2 separate regions of the Mus musculus genome follow, and region 2 is linked to region 1. Evidence: chromatin loops called from intact Hi-C (ENCODE). Cell type or tissue: heart. All regions are shown on one strand. Region 1 overlaps Iqschfp (Iqcj and Schip1 fusion protein). Region 2 overlaps Iqschfp (Iqcj and Schip1 fusion protein).

The links. Peaks named below come from ENCODE experiments on the same cell type or tissue, not always from the same donor. Only the 100,000 strongest peaks of a DNase experiment are listed, where the experiment ranks them.
Region 2: a loop joins it to region 1, with 3 times the contacts of the local background. A loop is called at or near these places in 4 of 42 quality-filtered maps.

The regions. Positions count from the first base shown.
Region 1 is chr3:68,054,084-68,059,083 of GRCm38, reverse strand. It overlaps Iqschfp (Iqcj and Schip1 fusion protein), which reads right to left. Exons shown (of 11, transcript NM_001113419.2): 4 at 3,686-3,821. It overlaps Iqcj (IQ motif containing J), which reads right to left. Exons shown (of 4, transcript NM_177585.3): 4 at 2,491-3,821. The coding sequence ends at 3,644. Among named protein-coding and RNA genes, the nearest start is that of Schip1, 8.2 kb to the left of the region's middle. In heart, a CTCF peak has its summit at 2,549 (motif pointing left); no DNase peak of the experiment used is centred here; H3K4me3 peaks cover 1,117 bases; H3K27me3 peaks cover 649 bases.
Region 2 is chr3:68,467,720-68,472,719 of GRCm38, reverse strand. All of the region lies in intron 4 of Iqschfp (Iqcj and Schip1 fusion protein), which reads right to left. The region is part of intron 1 of Schip1 (schwannomin interacting protein 1); the gene reads right to left. Among named protein-coding and RNA genes, the nearest start is that of Gm22073, 77 kb to the left of the region's middle. In heart, a CTCF peak has its summit at 2,897 (motif pointing left); a DNase peak (open chromatin) is centred at 4,589; H3K4me3 peaks cover 2,742 bases; H3K27ac peaks cover 3,006 bases.

The sequences.
Region 1 (5,000 bases):
AAAAGGTAACTTTTCCTCACCTCGACACTTACCATTTCCATTCCCCAATTACAGTTGCTATTCAAATTTCTTATTTCTAAACCCAAACTTTCCAGTTACAACATGATACACTACAGTATGAGGGCACTTAATATGCAAATTGCTAACATAACTTAATATTATCTCCCCTCCTGTTGCTCTTTAATTTGGCGCTGAATAGCTGAGGTTTGAGATTTTAATCAAAGAGCACGGAGTAAGGCAATTTATAAAATCAAATGGGCTTTTTCAACTGTTTCATTCAGTGTTTAGAGCTATCAAACTGTAGTCTTACAAATGCACTAGCTGATTGCTGCCCCTCCTCCTTGAGCATGCCTGAATGAAGGCTTGCTTTCAAGCTGTGTGAAATGATGGAAGACAGAAGTGGGCAAGCTCTGGTCCGGTGTGTAACCCAAGGGTGGCTACTCATCTTTCAAATTTCATTTCCATTGTCTGTAAAATGGAGATAATAATTGTGCCTCCTTCTCGTGGACACTGAGAGGACTGAATGAGGTAACCCCTGAGAAGTGTTAGCCAAGAGCCAGGCATGTGACAAATCTTCAGTTCTTCTTAAGGGGGAGTTGAGAGCTCATGCTCAAACACGCCCGCTGTTCCATATTTTAAAGCAGACACATTCTGGGCTCTATATTAATCACTGTGTTCTGCCAAAACAGTGAGCAGAAGCACCCAGAAGAGCCATTCTCAAGTCAGTGAGAGGATTCAGTTTGGATCAAGGAACTGGTTCCCTATGGGATGCACATCTGGGACAGGCAGTAACTGAAGCTATGACCGTGTGTGGGTGGAGAACAGCTGATCTAGCTCCAGAGACAACACAGGCAGTCAAGGAAACTGGACAGGGTCTAGGCAGTTACAACAAGAGGTTCAGCAAACTACAAGAGGAGCACAAGTCAGGCCTAGGGACTCTCCCGGAGGGCTTGTGCTGAAGGTTTGAAGAAATAAAGAAAGGATAATACGATGTGCCTGGCGGTTTGTAGCACCAAAGCTCTCAATGGTTTTGTTGGTCATTTGTAGAACCTGCTGCCTTTAAGACAGGAGCATCCTGTGCCTTGCGTAAACTTGAGCCAACTCACAGTGGGCAGGGAAACCAAGCCTCCGAAACAGGGCCTTCTGAGAGCGGTAGAGGGCTGTGTGCTTGACAGGTTGCTCAGAGTAAATCATACTAATTTTCTACTTTGTCTTTATGTGGGCTGCAAGCCCCAAAAGATGTAAAGATAAGTTTCTGTAAGGGGTCTTGCTGCAGTGATGAGTGATGACCATGGAATATAGAAGAACATTTATCCAGTTATATTGACTTCAACCCACTAAGCACAGGTTTGTGTTGTTGTTTTTTTTTTTGTTTGTTTGTTTGTTTGTTTGTTTTTTTAACATTGTGCCTTGTAGGATAGGGCTATAGCTCAGTGGTAGAATACTTGTAGACCTACATAGGCTTGATGCCCAGCACTGAGAGAATACAATTAAGTCTTGGATATTTGCCTATCTGACACCCTGGAGGCTTGGAAACAGTTCAATATCTAATATTGCTTATGTCTTACATTTTGTGTGTGTCTTATTTTGTACAGTTGCTGTCACATGATTGTCACCGCTAATATCAAAGTCATCGATATGATCAATGGCCCCTATTAGAACTCTGATCAGGCTCTGCTTGCTTTCTGATAGCAGATTGCAATAATGACTTTTTGAAAGATTTGTTTGACTCTTATATTTTGCACAAGTTTAAAGATTTCTTTGTCCCTCAACCCACAGAGCTAGACTACACTAGAGTGACTATCGGGTCGGATACACCTTATGAAAAAGCCAGTTGACAGGGAGAAGTTTGGACAATGCAAGCTCCTCTATTAGAAAAAGATTCAGGGAACTCAGGAGATTGGGTGGTTTAGAGGACTCAGCACCAGGGGCGGATACAAATAAACTGGACGAGCCACAGCCCAGGAGAACAATCATTTACTCAAGTGTTTACCCAAAACACTTGAGGTGATAGGGTTGAAGGAGCAGGGCGGAAGAGGCTAGGATACATTCTAAGATGTCAACAACTCTCAAAGACTGAAGAACACTAACGCGCACACAGTGGGTCACCCGACTCAGCGCGGCAGCTACTTGCCCTGAATTGGGACCTTTAGAGCAGCAGTTCTCGACCTTCCGCATGCTGCGACCCTTTAATTCAGTTCCTCATGTTGTGGTGACCCCCTATCATAAACGTAGTTTCGTTGTTACTTCATAACTGATTTTGTTACTGTAAATATTTTTTGGAGCTAGAGGGTTGCTAGAGGGGTCGCGACCCACAAATTGAGAAGCACGCTAGAATACAGGGGCAGTTTGAATCTAAATCCCTAACTCACAGACAAAAACGGTTTCTGAAATAGAGTTTCATAGACTCTTCACAATCATTTCATTGCATTTTCTATTGACATTCACAGCAAAGGCATCCTAAGAGCTCAATTTTCACTTTCTTTTTTACTTATAAACCAAGCACCGCCCAGCATTTTCCAATGTGGTTCACAAGCGCCCTCTAGTGACCGGGAGGCCAGTAACAGGGATCCCTTTCTCCAAATGACCAAATGTTGGGTCGATTAAACAGATCTGCCGTTTTTTACTTTCACAGCTATAAAACTAGCTTTTTCTTTCTTCTAAAAACTAACTAAACTAACAACAACAACAACAATAACAACAACAACAAATCAACTCACATCTACATTAAAATATTAGGCAATAATGCCAAGCCATGCAGACTTCTGCACACATTTCAAAGAAAGTAACTTTTGCCATATCTCATCATATGCCTGAGAAAGTATGACAGCAAATTATAAAAAGAATATTTTTTAATAATATACTTTGCATGGTTACCTCTTCCTAACTTTTTATCATTTCTATGACTATTTACAAATAAATGATCGCAATGGCGAAACGCGCTGATTTAACAGAGCCTAATGATGATTCCCCCACCAGCGCCCCCACCCACCCCCACCCCCACACCACACAAAGCACAGGCTTGTAGCAGATGCGTTAATTCCATAACCCCATTCTGGAGAACTCAAACGGGTGGCCAATTTCAGTATGCAAAACCATATGTTTCCCTTTCAAAACTTCTTAATGGTTGTCATCACTTAAAACTCTGGACGTCAGGAGAACTGCACTTGCCAGCGTCTGTCCTGCCTGTACAGGTGCGGCAGGTTCCCCCAAGCCCTATCAGGAGTCCTTTCAGGAGGGGTCTGTGCAACCCATTTAGCCACACTCAATCCATTTCAGCAATTTCAGTCTGTGATCAACTTCAATTTTTCCTGCCAAAAGTTCTCTTTCTAATCCTAATAACGAAGATGACTTTCCAACCAGACAAGCATCACATAAGCACATGCCAGAGAAAACACACCAGAAGAAATGGGGGGTGGGGCGCACCCACCTCAGGGATAGAGAAGCAACGTCGCACAGAATCCCCACTCTGTGGACGCATTGAGTTCATTTTTGTATCATGAATCTTGTCTTAGTTCTACCACGCCAAGAGCCTCACTGTGGGCTCCCATGCAGCAAATAAGCACCCCTCCACACACACACACACCCCATCACAAACCATCTCAAGATCTTTTCTGGGAACCAGAGCCTGGGCTAACAATACTCAGTGCAAGACAGTCCAAGCAAGCGGCCGGGAGACACTCACGGGTGTGCTGCTGTCGGAGAAGGTGTTCATGCTGACAGAGCTGCTCAGCTTGTCTGAAGAGACAGAAGGTGGGGATGGGCTCCGCTTCTCCAGGGGGTCCTGCCTCTGCAAGTACTCTCGCCATGCTCGCTGGATGCTGCAGAAAAACCCAGCAATATGTCACGGCCAGCCATCACCCACACACTCCGAAGGGCACGGGGGCGGGGACTGGTTTAGAGATAGAGAAACTGTAAGCTAGATTGTGCTCGAAAGAAAAGCGCTTGGGTTTTAGCTCCATTTTGGCCACCAAGACTGGATTTTAAACATGAAACAAAATAGAGCAAAACAACAAAACCAATTGGATTGCCTTTCTCAGACTTAACTCGGCTAACTCAGCCTTAAAAAACAAATTTAGTAGGGGAAGAAAGAACCCACATCAGTCAAAGTCAAAACTGGCTTGTACACTGATTTTTTTCTGTGCGTATGTTTTAATTTCTCATCTTTGAGAAAAATGGACAGGTGGACGATTACATATTTATTCATCCAATGCAAGATTTTAGAGGTTCCATGGGTAGGCTCTGGACAGGGACCACAGAGCACATTTCCGGGATTCCACTCACACAGACCTCAAGGGGAGGGGGGTGTGGCATTCTCAACACTGAGCAATGTGTCTGCATGGCCAGATGCTGTGGTCTGGTGGCCCTGATTTGGCGGACAAGACCACAAGGACATTATAGTCATTTACTTAACATACTGTAGAAGGGACACAGGTAATAAACGCCCAAAAGTGTCCTGTGCTAAATAAGACAGTAAAGTAACAGATAATTAGGGGGCATTTTGTTTTGTTTGATTTTTGGTTTTTGTTTGTTTTTTTTTTTTTTTTTTTTTTTGTTTTTTTTTGTTTTTTTTTTTTGGCTTTTTGGTTGTTTGTTTTGGCTTTTGTTTTTGTTTTGAGACAGGGTTTCTCTGTGTAGCTCTGGTTACCCTGGAACTCACTTAGTAAACCAGGCTGGCCTTGAACTCAGAGATCTGCCTGCCTCTGTGTCCTGAGACTAAAGGCATACATTTCTACACTAGGCTTTTTTTTGTTTGGGGTTTTGTTGGTTTTTGTTTTTGAAGCTGTGGTTAATATCAGGAAAATAAAAAAAACAAAAACCTTTCTAATAATAGAAACTGTAAGACAAGGGCTGTCAACATACAGCCTGGTCCTTCCTTGCACAGCTGCTGACCCTTTCTAGTGATAATTGCTCACTGTTTTATTGCCTGCTTCTTGAACAAAATGTACCCTCACAGATTTTTCCTTGGGTTTAAGGTTTTAAACATAATTTTAAATTCC
Region 2 (5,000 bases), 410 kb before region 1:
GGTTACAGGGCTTATTTCCAAAGTGGGGCCCCTAGACTATTAGCAATGACAGAAAATTGTAGATATTCCAGCCCCAGTTCAGATCTACATATAGTTATTAAAGAGATGGGGCCACAACCAGGTTTTAACGAATGCTTTATGCTCTCGCTTGTTTGTGAATTATTGCAATAGAGAGAATGAAGTCGAGTAGTTGGATGCAAGTATGATGAAATGGGAAGAAGGAGGAGGAGGAGGGAGAGGAGGAGGAGGAAGAGGAGCAGGGGGTCTGTTCCCCATATGATAATAGAGAGAAAGTCAAGAAGTCCTGCCAAGCTGCCAAGAGCACATCTCTAGCAAGACCCACAAGCCTTGCTCCAGTGACAATTTCCCATAGGCAGGCATCAGCTTGCCACAAACATTAAACACAAACCCTGAGCTCAACAGACAAGTGTGTGCTTGCCTCACAGGCACCCTCAAGGGACCTGGGCAACAGGCAGAGGTACCGTTGTTCTTGATTGCTCCAAATACAGCTTTATCTGAAAGCTAGACACTGCTCAAGACAGTTCCCCAAGTTTCCCCATCATGGCTGCCTCAAGAATGAACAAAATTATCTGCAGAAGTCAAAGCAAACAGCTGGAGATGGGTCCAGAGATTGAGATCAGCTTCTCTAGAGTCTCCAAATCACCTGCCTAATGTAGGACCACTTCCTTCTCCTCATTCCAAGTCTTCCTTCTTGTAGCATCTCCCACGAGGTTAAAGACTCTACAGAACACAGTCCAAAGCCCTACAAAACCCAGCAGCTTTTAAGCCATTTATGTATCCACCATCATCTTAACAACTGCTTTTTGGTTCTACTTAAGCAGAAACTGACACTTTTTTTTTTTATTAAAGAATGAATAGATGGGGCTAGAGCGATGTCTCAGTCATCCAGACCACTTGTTGCTTTTACAGAAGACCCAAGTTTGATTCCCAGCATCCACATGGTGGTTCACAACCATCTGTACCTCCAGTCTCTGACTTCCTCTCTTGATTGTCACCTACACCAGACATGAATGTAGTGCACATACATACATGCAGGTGAAACATTTAAACACATGAAATAAAATTCTAAAAAATTAAAACTTCATTTGTATATTCTGAGAAATATAACTATACTTGCAAATAGTTTGAAGAGCTACAAAGTCCAGGGCTAACACTGTTTTAAATTTTCATTTTTGTGCATATATGTGGTGTGTGTGTGTGTGTGTGTGTGTGTGTGTGTGGTGTATGTGCATTGGTGGTTTAGATGTGTGTGCATGCAGGAGTCAGAGGAAGAAACTGAGTGTCTGCCTCGATTGCTTTTTTTTTTCTTATGACAGAATTTCTCACTCTAGGGTCTCTGCTCTTCAACATTGGGCTGACAGATTTCTATGCGGGTGCTGGGAATTGCACTTCAGTTCTTTTGATTTCACAGCAAGCTCTTACCAGCTGAGGCCCCAGGGCCACTGTTTTATGAGCAAGGTCTAGCAATTCTCCTAGGAACTGTTGAACATTGGGATGCAGCAGACAGGGCCACCCCCACTGGCGTGTTTCTGACTCCCCCCGAGCTGTGTGCTCAGGTACTATTATCCTTCCCTTATGCACTTGAACTGAGCCTCAGACACACTAAGGAAGAAGCCCAGAGTCGAACACTGAATTTAAACTCTCAATCTAAGGGAACTCTAAATCCAGCCTCTTGGTGGAAGAGCTGTTAATCCAGGAGACCAGCTTCAGGGTGGGAGTGGGGTCATTTGTCTTCCCCAGCTGGTGTGCATGCTGTGACAGGTATTTGGATCATTTCAGCTGCTGAAATGTCTCTTTTCCTTCCAAATGTGGCAGAGAGATTGTCTTCCATATATGTCATACACATTCCTGTTACATACAGTAAAACACGCCAGCTCTTCAAACAGCCTGAATAATGCAAACAGCACACACAGTGGTGTTCTCAAGAACAGATGTGAACTCGTTAAGAGACTTCGTAGAAAAGCAGCAGCAACTGGTGTTATTGAAGCACATGTAAGAATCGCTGTCTTCTAACAAAAATTCTCCTTCAACACTTTTTATTGGAGTGGACCCCTCTTACAAAGATGCCGAGATGGTTTACTGTTGCTCTTCAAGCACATGGAATGTTATACCAAAGGGAAAAGTCAACTCTTCTTTGTCTCGGAACACAAATAAGTAGAAGTGAGCTTGCTGTAAGAAGGCCCACAATAAGCCTGCTTGATAACTAGGAACGAGTTGCCTCTCCTTAAAGGGGACTGGGAAGAGGAACATGAACCCACTGTGGTTCTAAACTTAGGCTGCAGAGCTAGTTTCTGCTTCCAAACCTCATTTCCTCCTCTAAGGATGATATATTTCTCCAGGTCACAGGGAGAGAAAAAAAATGAGTTACTCATTTACTTTGTAAACAAGGACACCGAGGTGCACACTAGCTAAGGAATTTCTCCACAGTCCTAGAATAAGTGAAGGGACCGGAAATGTAGCCCAGACCTGCTGAATACCAACTGGTCTTCCTACATCCTTGGAAAGTCCCTTCTAATCCACATGCTAGTAGTGAAGAAATTGAAGCATGCTTGAGATAAATGGCCTTGTGAATTCATACCATTGGTATGTGACTGAAAGTCACTGTGTGAGACGTTTAAGAAGCTGTACTTTTAAAATGCCTTGACTTTGCTTACAAATGATCACAATGTCACCTGACAGAGATGTCGGGGCTTTGGGGGATGAGATTCTGCTCTTCTTGCCTATGTGCACATTGAAAGCAGCATATACACATGTATGCATGCATATGTGTGTGTGCATATGTATGTGTGTGTGCAGATGCTATTATGCTATGGTGCCCTTGGAAGTCAGGGGACAATCCTTAGGAGCCAGTTCTCTCCTGCCACCTTGTGGGATCCAGGGTCAAATTCAAACCATCAGGCCTGCAAGCAGTCTTTTGGACTCTTCTTTCTATATTAGCTTGATGCAAAATGAACAGAGCTAGTCCCATAAGCTCAGATACTGCCTATGTTGTGACTATGAACTTTATGCCTGGACAGTAGCATTTGTGGTGGTAGGTCAGGCTCAAGAGAGTCCTTTATGGTTTTCGGGTAGCAAGTCAGAGTCAGACTTTGCCCACACATGAACAGCCAGGCAAGTGAGAAGCCCTTGAATGGAAATGGAAAACCTTGAATGGAAAAAGCCCAGTTGCTTAAAAACAAAATCTTTTCAAGGAGTCTTGAGGAAGCACTAACAAGTGCATAGGGCACTCATTAGTCAATAAATTAGCTAATAAATTCTTCAGTGACTACCCAGATATATGAATATTTTTTTACAAGGCATAGAATGTGTAAGGAATTTTAATCCAATTTTAAACCTTTCCACCACCAGCTACTGCACCAAAACCGGCTGGCCTCAGAAGATGAATAGCCCCTGACTTAGCAAAGAGAGAAGGCGACCCCACACCCTGCAACACACCATCGCTCTTTTAAATTCCTGGGCGGACTTCACTTTCGGCCACAGCTGATGAATGAGCTTGGTTAAAAGGCTTGGGACAGGAGATAAAATGACCCTTAAGGTTTTTTTTTTTTTCCTTCTGCCACACCCACTTCTCCTTAGGCAATCAATAAAATCCCACTTCCAAAAGAATGTATCTTAGCCTTTCCTAGATGCCCTGTGCTAGCAAGTATTTAGACCTTCAAAAGTTCTGTTAGTTGATTTCAGATTGGTTACTTAAGAGGCTACAACATCTGGAAGCAGAGTTAGTTAGTGAATGATGGAGGTACAATCAGCTTAAGAGCACCTAAGTCTTCCTGCCTAGGCTGGTGAAGGACAGAATTCCCCAGCGTTTTTCTTCACATGGTATTTGGGAGGTAACAGCGACACTTTGCCACAACTGGAGTCTTCCTCATCTAATTAGCCTCTTACAGCATTATATCGCAGGACTTCTCACAGGCACCCCTCCTAGCCCCACCTTGGGTCTGTGACTGCGGGGGGGGGGGGGGGGACTTACAGTTATCCAGACAAAGGGTTAACGCCGCAGCCTTCCCTGCTCTAGCGCTGTGAACATTCACCACTACTTTCCCCTCTGCAGTCAGCCCTATACTCCAGCTTCTACAAAGCCACCAGCACTTGCAGAAGCATTGTTTCCTCCTGTCCGCTTTAAACTTGCAGTTCATGAGCTTATACAGCTCAAGAGTCTAAACTTACCCCCTCATGGCTTTGCCTAGAATCTGCTCTCACTTTTCCTGTCCTGGAATGCCGAGGGCACGGTGGGGGGGGATCTGTAATCTTACTGCTTCCTCATTGGTGAAGTTAGACGCATCCTGGCTAGCTGCATTACTGCACATGTCTCTGATAACCTTGCTTTTCCTTCACCTCAAACTTCTGCAAGTAACACCCTATCTGCTGACCCTAAAATTCTCTAGCCGTTCATAAAAGCATTCGCAAGTCGCCTTGGGAACAATCCTAAGAGTTGGGTGCAAGTGAGAGGGGAAGGTTGGGGAACTCACCTGCAGAGCGGCAAGGATCAGACACAGGACTGGGCTGCCTGCAAACTTCCCAGGGGCTCTCTGCAGCCCAGTGTCTTGGCCTTAAAGGGGCAGGGCACTTTTCACCATATAAGGAAGGCAGTTTTGCTTGTCTGCTGCTTGGGCAGAGCAGCTGGTCTCTTGGCCTTTGAGGAGGCTTCTGGGGTCATCTGGAGCCTGTCAGTTCCTGAGGCAGGTTAATTGAACCTTGATAAGACACAAGAATAGCGCTTGGCTGAGCATTTTAAAGGCCAGGAACTGGGGCTTATCTTCTTACAAGGGAACTTTCTGGCAACCTGGAAGTTTTCCTGAATGCCAGGAATGTGTTTCTGCTTCTAGATTTCTGGAAATGATTGGCCCTACTCTCCTCCACCAGGAATCAGACAGACAGCCTTCCCCCTGACAAGCAGGCCCAGGCGCTGGAGAGTGCTGAGGCTTGGGACTTTTGTTTACAGCTTATTACTTCTGCACCAGAGGCAGGAGAGGAAGGCA